Linked DNA regions of Mus musculus: region 1 is linked to region 2. A link is a loop called in an ENCODE intact Hi-C map of the cell type or tissue named here. Cell type or tissue: heart. All regions are shown on one strand. Each heading gives the region's core, and the rest is flanking DNA. Links, peaks and the distances in the headings are about the cores only. Region 1 has its middle 2.9 kb from the start of Gm32276. Region 2 overlaps Lrrc8c (leucine rich repeat containing 8 family, member C).

What was found. A loop is a pair of places that touch in the nucleus more often than their neighbours do. Peaks named below come from ENCODE experiments on the same cell type or tissue, not always from the same donor. Only the 100,000 strongest peaks of a DNase experiment are listed, where the experiment ranks them.
Region 1: a loop joins it to region 2, with 4 times the contacts of the local background. A loop is called at or near these places in 8 of 42 quality-filtered maps.

The regions. Positions count from the first base shown.
Region 1 is chr5:105,645,700-105,651,078 of GRCm38, reverse strand. No RefSeq gene overlaps it. Among named protein-coding and RNA genes, the nearest start is that of Gm32276, 2.9 kb to the left of the region's middle. In heart, for the core only: a CTCF peak has its summit at 2,001 (motif pointing right); DNase peaks (open chromatin) are centred at 1,458 and 2,218; H3K27ac peaks cover 1,780 bases.
Region 2 is chr5:105,583,759-105,589,137 of GRCm38, reverse strand. The region is part of intron 3 of Lrrc8c (leucine rich repeat containing 8 family, member C); the gene reads right to left. Among named protein-coding and RNA genes, the nearest start is that of Gm32230, 57 kb to the left of the region's middle. In heart, for the core only: no CTCF peak of the experiment used is centred there; a DNase peak (open chromatin) is centred at 2,247; H3K27ac peaks cover 2,216 bases.

The DNA of each region.
Region 1 (5,379 bases), core at 73-5,072, 62 kb before region 2:
TTTTTTTTTGAGACAGGGTCAAGATCTCACGAAGGCTCTACTAGCTTTTGTTCTCCATATGTGGCTGAAGATGACTGTGCACTCTTGACCCTCCTGCCTCCACTTCCTAAGCACTAGAGATGTGCCTCTGCACACTGCTCAATTCTGTACAGTCTCTAAGAGTTCTTTACCGCTGGGGCAATCACAAGACCCAGCTTGTGGAAGGAGAATTGTATCCACCTTACAGTCAGTTGCAGTGGTTAGTTAAGAATATGCTGTGGTAGCCAGGCATGGTGGTGCACGCCTTTAATCCCAGCAGTTGGGAGGCAGAGGCAGGCAGATTTCTGAGTTAGAGGCCAGCCTGGTCTACAGAGTGAGTTCCAGGACAGCCAGGACTACACAGAGAAACCCTGTCTCGAAAAACCACCCCCCCCCAAAAAAAAGAATATGCTGTGGTATATGTTCTCCAAGGGCTGGAGAGATGGCCCAGTAGTTAAGAGTACTGACTGCTCTTCCAGAGGTCCTGAGTTCAATTCCTAGCAACCACATGGTGACTCACAACTATCTGTAATGGGATCTGATGCTCTCTGATGTGCCTGAAGAGAGTGACAGTGTGTTTGTATACATAGATTGGTCTCCAAAAAGTGTGTTCTGGACACTTAATCTTCTACACAAGAGTGTTGGGAAGACTTAAGGCAGGCTAGTAGATAAAGGTTTCCCTTTATGTCTTTAAAAGAGGTTTGCTTTATTTATTTATTTATTTATTTATTTATTTATTTATTTACTTATTTATTTATTAGATCCTATTTGCTATGCAGCCTAGGGCTGACCTTTATCTTTCTTCCTAGTCTCCTGTGAGCTTCGATTGCATATGCTATGGTGCCTGACTTCCAGCACCCAAGTTACTATAGCAGTGAGTTCCTCCCACTGAGGCTGACTTCCTCAGATCTTGGCCTTCTGTGCCATGGTGCTTTGCGGCCATGCTGTCCTGCAGTGAAATGCCCCTCACGGGTACTGACCCTTTTCAATTTGGATTTCTGGGCCATCAGAACCGTGAACCAATACATTTCTGCTTGTTATAAATTTCTCTGTTGACGAAGACAGAATGGTGTCTATGACGTAGCGAGTTTCGCGTTTATCATCTTCCGACTTCCGGTGTTTCCTTACTAGGAAAGCAGTGATATTCTCAGTCAGCTCTGGCTAAGGAAGTGACTTCACCCCAGCCCAGAGAAGGCTTCCTCCCCTGCCCTCCACTATTGTTCTTATGTGATACTGTCTTCCCTCCTCTCCTGTCCACCATCCCTAGCCACCTACACTAGGACGCCCCCATGTAAATGCAAAGAGGGGCTTGTGGTCTGCTCTGTCCCTACCAACAGTTCACACTTGGTGAAGCGATCACTTAGGGCCTGAGGGCTGGAAGCCAGAGGTGACGCGGTGAAGGACTGCAGAGCTAACCCAGCAGCTGGCAGCCTCCAATGTACATCCTGTGCTTAGAGTGAGAGAGCCCACAGCTGCTCAACTTGAGGATCACAGAAGCCTGGGGGTGGGGCTCAGGGCTATAGAAATGATCACACCCATGAACAGTGTCTATTGTCTATTCTTTGCTGAAGTCATTCCCCAAGCCAATGCTAAAGTCGGCCATGTTTCCTCCCTACAAGTCCTCCCCCCTTTTCTTTTTGAGATGGGGGTCTCACTGCACACCCCAGACTGGCTTCCATCTGTGGTTTAAGATGATGCTGAACTGCCGATCCCTTTGTGTCCATCTCAGGAGCTAGAGTTGCGGATGTGCTGCCACAGTCCATCCCTGCAGTGGTGAGGACTCTCTACCATCCTAGCTCACCACCAGCCTGAGGGACTCCTGCTTGGTAAGCACAGAGAGGCCCCAGTTTTCCCAACTCCACCACTCAGCCCTTCTCCCAGGCTTCACAGACTAACTGCAGAGCTACAAGCTCTAGACCATTGCGAGTTGGTATGTGTCAGGGCTTCTCCCTGTAGACACTGGTCCCAGCCGCCACTTGGGGGTGGCAGCTCCTATGGGGATTTGCATAGATTCTTTCTGCAGCTGCAGGGACGAGAGGCCTGGTTCTCAAGTCCTTGCCCTTTTGAGAGGGACTGTAGAACTTCCACATTGAATACAACCAAAAGCCGTGTAAACAGCAGTTGCCAGTACTTCCTGTGTTGCAATAACAAGTGCCCCTTTAGCTGCTGCCATCTGGGCTTGGCTGTTGAACCCCTCCAGGCTCACGGGGTGGGAGTGGGAGGGGCTGTGCTGCTGTGGCTGTGGGGAGCTTCCTGTTCACCAGGAGAGCAAATCTCTTCCTGCTTCCGAGTGGTGGCAGAGCTGGGCTGCAAAGGTTGCCCTTGGTAGACCTGTCTGTGCTCAGAGGCTCCTGCACCCTCTCTGATCGCTTTCTTCCTTAGGAACCCTGTGGCTTGCTGAGGCATCTGGCCCCGTGTTTACTGGTGTTTAATCAGCTTGTGATTTGCTTTCCGTGACAGGTTCTCTTCCTCGGAATCAAGCTCCGCTTTCATTTAGCAAGCAAGTTATTGCTTGCATCTCTAATTCTCAGGGTAAGGATCGGCTGCCAAGTTGGGCTGATCAGTCGTCCTTAAATACAAAGCTTTGGTTCAAAAGTGCATTTTCTGGCCTAGAAACGCACCTCAGTGGTAGATTGCTGAGGCCCTGGGTTAGAATCTCAAAGCTGCAAAGAATAAATGCCTAGACTTGGTAGAGTCATTTGCACCAATCAATCGTATGTCCACTCTCTCGGATCTTCAGTTGGTAGTGTCGAATCCAGATTTATTTTTTCTTCTGCCCCATCCTCCTTCTCTCCTTCCTTTTCTTCCTTTCTACTGTCCCCTTTCATTTTTCTTGTTCAACGAAGTCTCTTCTAGCCAAATTGGCCTTGACATCACTATTAGCAGAGGATAACCTTAAACTTCAGACACTCCTGCATCCATCTCCCGAATGTTGGGATGGCACACCCCAGTGGGCACCATTACATTCCCCTTAAATCGCGATTTCAAGAGGGTTCTAGAGGGGAGGGAGAGGTGGCTTAGTGGTTAAGCACAATGGCTGCTCTTCCAGAGGTCCTGAGTTCAATTCCCAGCAACCACATGGTGGCTCACATCTGGGACTGCCATCTGTAATGGGATCAGATGTCTCTTTCTGGTGTGTCTAAAGACAGCTACAGTGCACTCACATACATAAAATAAATAATTCTTTTAAAACAAACAAAAATAAATCAAGAGGTTTCTCTTTACTTCCAGCCTGGAGCTCAGTTAGCCCTGGGTGTCTACGAGAGCCACCCTAAATGGCTGGGATGCTGAAGGCTGGTAAGGCATAGCCAGGCTCTGACCCTCTGACCTCAAACTAAGCAGGTTGGTGTGGGGGACTGGAAGGTGATGCTCTAATGTGAGGTCTTCCATGTATGTACCTTACCTCTGGCCCTCCCGTAACCAACCTGGCAGGATAATGATCTGAAGAGATACTTGTTCCCCTCCCTCTGGCTAATGGACTATTGAAACAATGTTTCCCGAGAAGTGGAATTTGTCTAAGTATCTCATCGTGGGAACAAGAGAACAGAGCTGTTGTTGTGGCCAGAGGTGGAGCTTATTCCTGAGAAAGGGATTTCACGCAGTTGTGGCAACATGTGGACCGCCTTGTGGGAGATCCTGGAGCACAGACAACGATGCCGAGTGAGAGCGTGTCTTCCCGGGACTGCCAAGTTACCCACACCTCTTGTCCTCTATTTAAAACCTCAAGCCAGAACTCCAAAGATGGATGGGGAGTGGCTGGATCTCTTCCCAGTGTGGCTACACTGAGTGAATCCCCACACCCGGTCTGCTTTCCTCTATCACCAATCTGATTGTCCTATGGAGAATGGGAGGCCCAGTGTGATGAGTGCTGCCAGGACCCAGGGACTCCAGGACCTCACAACCCCAGTAGCACTGTCTCCTGCTCCCTCTCTCCCTCAAGGTAAACCTCAGAAACTAGAACTCCTCTTCTGCAAGGGGGTCGGAGATGCCTCCACTGAGACACTGCTCGCCTAGTAAGGGCAAACCCTGAATTCACTGTGGGATTCACATCACTCTGCAGGTGGGAGCAAGGATGATCAAGAGGTCAAGACCATCTTCAGCTACGTTGTCAGAGGGAAGCCTCAGTGACATTTTCTCAAAAACTGAAATAGAAAAAGGTGAATTATATAAGTAGACCTGAGACCCCTTCCCATAAAAGTCAACACCAGGCTGAGAAACAATGCCCTAACGTGCCAGTTCCTGCCTCTTTGTCTTGGAACTGACCATAGACACGATCCCTGCCCTCCTGTGTCTGTTGAAGTGCAGCAGACATAAGACCAGAAGACCTCTATTTCAGAAGGGATCTTGCTTTGAACCTAGGGGGAACTAGAAGACCTCTATTTCAGAAGGGATCTTGCTTTGAACCTAGGGGGAAGGCACTGCACAGAGGCCTTGATGATCTGGATCTCACTTGCTAGGTTCCCCAGTCAATCTGTTACATTCACTCCTTTGTTGTCCAACCACAACCACAGAGCTACACGTCTACATGTCTGTCCGAGCTTCACCTACTTATGAAAATGGAGGATTCACCTCGAGTCCTTGGGTCTCAGTTTGAAGGCCCCATGTCAATATTGTGGAATGGAATTAACTCATTTTGTTTTTCTCTTGCTAACTTACTTGAAGACACAGCCGATGAAGGAGAAGTTAGGTCTATATGGAGAGCTGGGCTGGAGGCTGGTTAAGGCTCATTTGAAAGTCAAGTTGAGAAATCCTGTACATGGTTCTGAGCTGTCTTTTCATATCGGAACTAGGGATAATGATATTAGGATCAGCATTGATGATTGCTATGAGTTAGGGATTTTTAATGCTGGAAGTGTGCTTGGCACACAGCAAATACTGGATACATGTTAGCTTTGATATTAACATTGTTGGAATTGGGATAGGACAGATTCTACGGGGGATAATTCCCTTGGTGCATCCCAGCTGAGCCTTTACTAAGGTCTGTTTATTTTTGCATGTGTGTGTGTGTGCCTGTGTGTGCATGCATGTATGCCTGTTCATGTGTGTGTACATGTGTGAGTATATGTGTGTGTGCCTGTTCATGTGTATGTGCATGTGTGAGTGTGTGTATATGTATGTGTGTGCATGCATGTGTGCCTGTTCATGTTTATGTGCATGTGTATGTGTGCATGCATGTGTGTCAGTTTATGTGTGTGTGCATGTGTGAGTGTATGTGTGTGTGCCTGTGTGAGTGTATGTGTGTGTGCCTGTGCATGTGTGTATGCATGTGTGTGTGCATGCATGTGCGTGTGCATGTGTGCATGCATCCATGTGAGCCTGTTCATGTGTATGAGCTTGTGTGAGTGTGTGTGTGCATGCATG
Region 2 (5,379 bases), core at 237-5,236:
TCCAGCTGGTAGTGCGTAATTAATTAAAATTAAGCAATTAAGCAATACATTCATTTATCTAGTTTGAGACAAGTTCTCATCTAGTCCAGGTTGGCCCTGGCAGTCTCGGTGGCCAAGGCTGCTCTTGAACTTCTCATCCCTTGTCTCAGTTTTCTCAGCGCTGGGATTACAGACCTGCACAGCCACGCCTGACTCCTATGCTTGATTATGTGCAGTGAGACCCTGGCCCTAAGGATGATGGATGAATTGTCTTTACACCACTCTCCAGTGTTTGACAGAGAACAGGAGCCTGAGTGTTATTCTTAGTCCGTCTGGGACCATGCAATGCCATGTATCACATCACATATGAATGCTAGGTATTCCAAAAGGATGGGAATTATAAAATGCATATAATAAAATATATGGTTTCAGCTAAGAATGTTAAGGAGGAAGTAGCAGCAGCCTCATGCATTGTAGGACACGAAACACTTCAGACACAAGCAAGACAATTCCAAGCTGTCAACTAAGGTGCTGTTTAGCTTTAGCCTCGGCACTGCAGGACCTCTGACTCCTGAGAGGAATGGATACAAGAGTCACTAGAGTTTTGGGGTGGGAGAGTTGGGAGATAGAAAACATGGAGGAACACGGTCACGGTGATGAGGAAGAACGGATCTGATGTGAGAAGACAGAGATCTCAGTCACCACCTTGAGGAGAAAGAAATAAAAAGGGCACCTCCTCCCGTGCTATAGCAAACAACCCCCTCTCCTCCTGCACTGTAGCAAACAACCCCCTCGCCTCCAATCCTCCTTTTATTTTGCTATCCATCCCTCACTAGGTAGCCCAGGCTAGCTTGCAGGTTTTACCAGTCCTCCCATCTCTGTCTCCCGAGTGCTGGACTGACACGCGTGCACCGCCACACCCAGCTGATCCAGACCTTTAAATATAAGTTTGGAAGGATTTACACACACGTCCACAGCAGTAGAGACTAAACATGTGATGGATCTCCTTGCTCTCACGTGGAGATAAAGCACAGTGTTCTGTCAGTACTTTGTGATGTGAGGGGAAAGAAGTTGAGTAGAAACACGACAAAGCGTATCGATCCATAACAGTGAGTGAAAGGGTGGTGTCTCCTCTCACTGATCAGCAGTGGATGCATCAGAGGGTCGGGATAGCCCCCAATTCCTGCCCAAACTCAGGAGAGAGGGGCAGAAGGTGACTCACACATTATTTTTGGTGTCAGGAACGCACTGCGCTTTAAATCGTCACCGTGACAGAACAAGAGAAGCAAAGTCCTAGGCAAGAGGACACTTGAATAAAGCCCGATGACACAAGGGTCCAACCTCAGAAAGCTCTCTCTATCAAGGTGCAGTGGGACTCTGAAGTCATGTTACCCTCAGAGTTCCCCACTGCCGCTGCAGATGAGAGACCAGCTTGCAGTACTAATTTCACAGCTGAAATGATTTTTACTTGACACTCCTCAAGTCCCCAGGTTACCATGGTAACACAGATGCAGCAGGTACAGAGGAACTTTATATGTTAGACGAAGCCTTTGTTTGTTTTTTCTTGGTGAGAGGGTCTCAGCAACCCAGGCTGCTATGGATGTAGTCTAGGCTAGTATCGAGTTAATGGTACTACCTGCCTTAGCTCCTAAAGTGTGATTCTAGCCTGAGCCACCACCGAGCCACGTCCAACGAGGTCTTATTTTCAACCTGTTCACTGGTACCTCCACTATTTCCCCAGAATATTGAATTTCACTTTAAACTAAGGCCCTGTAAGGACTTCTGGGCTCCTCCTATAGTATAAGCGAAATCTAGAGTCGTCCATGCCAATGAAGCCTCTGAAATCACTCCAGAATTTATGATTTTTTTCTGCCTGGACTCTCGGTGTGCTGCCTGTGAGCATTCTCACCCAAAGCCATTTGCCATGGCTCCACAGGGAAGTAGAGACAATTTTCCATGGGCACCAGAAACCAAGATGTCTTCAGCTATGTAAGTTAATAAGTGAACTTGTTGGCCAGTTTACCTCAGTGCTTGGACTAAACCCACCAAGACATTTTTTATAAATCATTGAAATAATTCTCTTGTGGCTCCCACCCCACTCAGAAAGCAGGAAATATTTTTCCTTTGTAACAATCACAGGGCAGGTCCCCAGGGCTTCCAGGGACCTTGCATCCCCCCCCCTCCCAAGTTCCTGTTTCTGGTTCTTAACTGCTCACTCTATATTTGTAGCAGGCTGCCTGTAGGCTGTTGTGGATTTGGTTATAATAAGATAACCTGGAGTCACTGAGCAGAAATCTAAAACAATCTGATTTTTCCAGGAAGTGGCGTGTTGACCTTTCAGGATTCGGTCTGTTTTATAGAGTATGCTGAGTTTTTGAATAGCGCTGTTTATAGCACAAGGCTGGGTGTTTACTCTGTGGGTCCTTGAGGGTGAGTAGCTGTCCGGGAATAGGATATGCACACTCCGAGGCTCTCTTGGCTTATGAAGAATTGATTCTTGTTTCTTCTGTGGCCTGTGTCACGTAAGGAATGCTCTTTACACATAGGTTTTTTTTTTTTTCTTTCCTGCCATGGTAGTTTTGAAGTAGCCACTTGCTTAGAGATGAATAAATATTTGTCGGATGAGTAAGACCAGAAAGTTGGTTCTAACTTTTGCATTTTGGGGTAAGAGCCTAACCAATCCCCCTTTTATAGATAATGACTTCCCCCCAGTGATTTCAAAGCTGCACTGTGTTGTACCTTATGAACGGTACATTGTAGTGATAGACAAGCAAGCGTGACTGGCCACAGAGAAGGTGGTTTTCAAGGTACTTAGGCTGCTGGGTTAGCGATCTATCACCGATCAGTGGCCCGGTTACTGTAGTTTTTTTCTGCTAGGGTTTTCAAACCTAGGAATGAACTTGCTTGGTAACTAAGGCCTAAGCATGACTGCACTCTCCTTTACAAAGAGGAATATCAAGGCATAAAGCATACTTTAGTAGTTTTAATATTGCTGCGGTGATGGGAAAGGAATGTGAGCTTCACAGAGGGTTCTTTGTATCTCAGGAGCTGTCAGTCACTAGGCCAGCTTCAGAGGGTTTCCACAGCAGAGCCCAAGCAGGAGCTTAAACTCCTTTCTCAAGGAACAGTATGTCCACTGCAGTGTGTTTAAATTGTCCTTTAATCATTTATAGCAGTTTTTTCCTCCCTTGTTTCTTTAATGGAGACGCTATTATCTTGTAGCAGGCAACAGTGAGCAGCTTTAGATAAACTGAATCTGTATGGTTGACACTCTGTGGCTTCATATCCCCCCACTACCCTTATATCCCCCATTATCTCTCTGCACTTGTTTTTAATATAGTTTTATACACTAAAGTCTGTGTATGTGCACCCTTTGCCCCTATAGTCTACAGCAGTGTGTGGGGTGAGAGGCAGAGGCTACAGCAACGGTTCTCAACCTGTTGGCTGTGGTCCCTTTGAAGAGTCACATATCACATATTTACATTATGATTCATAACAGTTGCAAATTACAGTTATTAAGTAGCAAGGAGATAATTTCATGGTTGGGAATTGCATAGGTTCCCACAACATCAGGAACTGGGTCGCAGCATTAGGGAGGTTAAGGACCACTAGGCTAGAGAAGGGGGGTTAGCTGGTCTGTTGCTGCCTGTACGCACCCCTTAGCTTTAGGACAAGCTGTCCCAACGTCTATCCTTCTAAATCCGTATCTGAAAAACAGGATTTGTCTTGCTTCAGGCTCATTCTGGGAAGTAATGAAAGTCCATGTGGATTCTAGCACATGTTGTCTCCTTACATGATACTCTACGGCAGTGAACTTAGCATTCTAACTAAGGGAACTCTTCTACTGGGTGCCCCAAACAGGATTCAGACTCTTCCTGACTCTGCCCTCAAATGGCCTCCAAGCCTGTCACTGTGGGTCCTGGGAGGGCTTGTCAAATGTTCAGACTGTCTTCTGCTTATGTTGGTATTTATTTCCATCCCCATTGTTTGCGAATTCCCTTGCTCATCTTCTCTTCAGGTTCCTAACTTCCAGTGACTGAGATGCCAGCACCGCTGTGAATATTCTCATGAGACAGTAAGGCGCCACCCCAAAACAGCATTTGCTTCTCAAGCTCTCCAGACTCCCGACACTGGGGTTTGGGGCTGTGATGCACGTTCCATTCCATGTCTAGCGCCCCACACGGTGCCTGACCATTGTTGTCATGCAGATGCCTGTGAACTGGACCCACTGTCCAGTATGTGTTCAGAGCCCTGCAGGCTTGGTGACTTGATACAATGTTCTCACTTCTCGGAATTGTAGCATCTTGGACTACACTTTCTGTGTCTAGACCGCTGGCATCGGATTCCTTCTCAAGGGCTGTAAAGGTGGAACAGCATGTAGGAGAGGTTGAGGGTGGTCAGACTATCTGATATCAGTGAATCATGAAAGCAGGGTGGGTGGTCCTGAGGGTCCTCCAGAAGCTTCTATACCACAGAGACAGGGTGTACTGCAGACACAGTGACTCTAATGATGTAACAACAAGGAGGCTTAATGTGTGCTTGGCATTCTGTCCCCCTCCTCCATCACTTCAGACACCTCTCCCGAGTCACGCCCATTAGACAGGATAATTTTATTTTTTTTTATTGAGAAAGGTTCTCCTTCAGCCCAAGCTGCCCTTGTACTTGTTACATAACTTTGATTGACCTTGAATTTCTGATCCTTCTGCTTCTACTCCTCAAGCACTCGGGTGAGAATTGTGTACCTGTATGCCTGGTTTAGGGGTGCTGGGGATGGAACCCACAGCTTTGTGCAGGCTAGACCAGCATTCTGCCCAATGAGCTAATCTGCAGCTGCATTGCAGACACTGGGGTGGAAATAAGTTAAATCTACTTCTCCCTGATTTCCCAGGCCTCCCTTGCCCTCTTTTCTGCAGTCTGCCCAGCCCTGGAATATGGAATTGTTGGGGACTTCCTGCCCTGTGTCAGAGCTCTACATACTCAAGAGGAGACATGCAGTCTTCCTGCTGACCCAAGCACCTTCATCTACTGGCCATTGTTAAATCTGTCCTCTTTCTTAAAGCCCGAATGACACTACTTCCTTTGGTACCATATCCTGTTGTCCACAAACATGTCTCTCTGCAGACACATCTCCTTCTATACCATGGGGAAACTAAGCTACAAAGACTCATCTTTTAATGCCCCTTCCAAACAAAAACTTCATTGCTCTTTTCTGGTAGGAGATGCTTCCAGCTAAGAGGGGTCCTGCCCCAGTCATTCAAGGGTGTGTCCTTTACTAGACCCATTATGTCCTTCCTTCTGGTGTCAGTGTTCCCTGCTACCTAAGCACTCAATATCACAATATCTGGGTGGTTAAGCCGCACACGCTAGGTCTAAAAACCTAAGGGGCAATGCCGTTGCTTT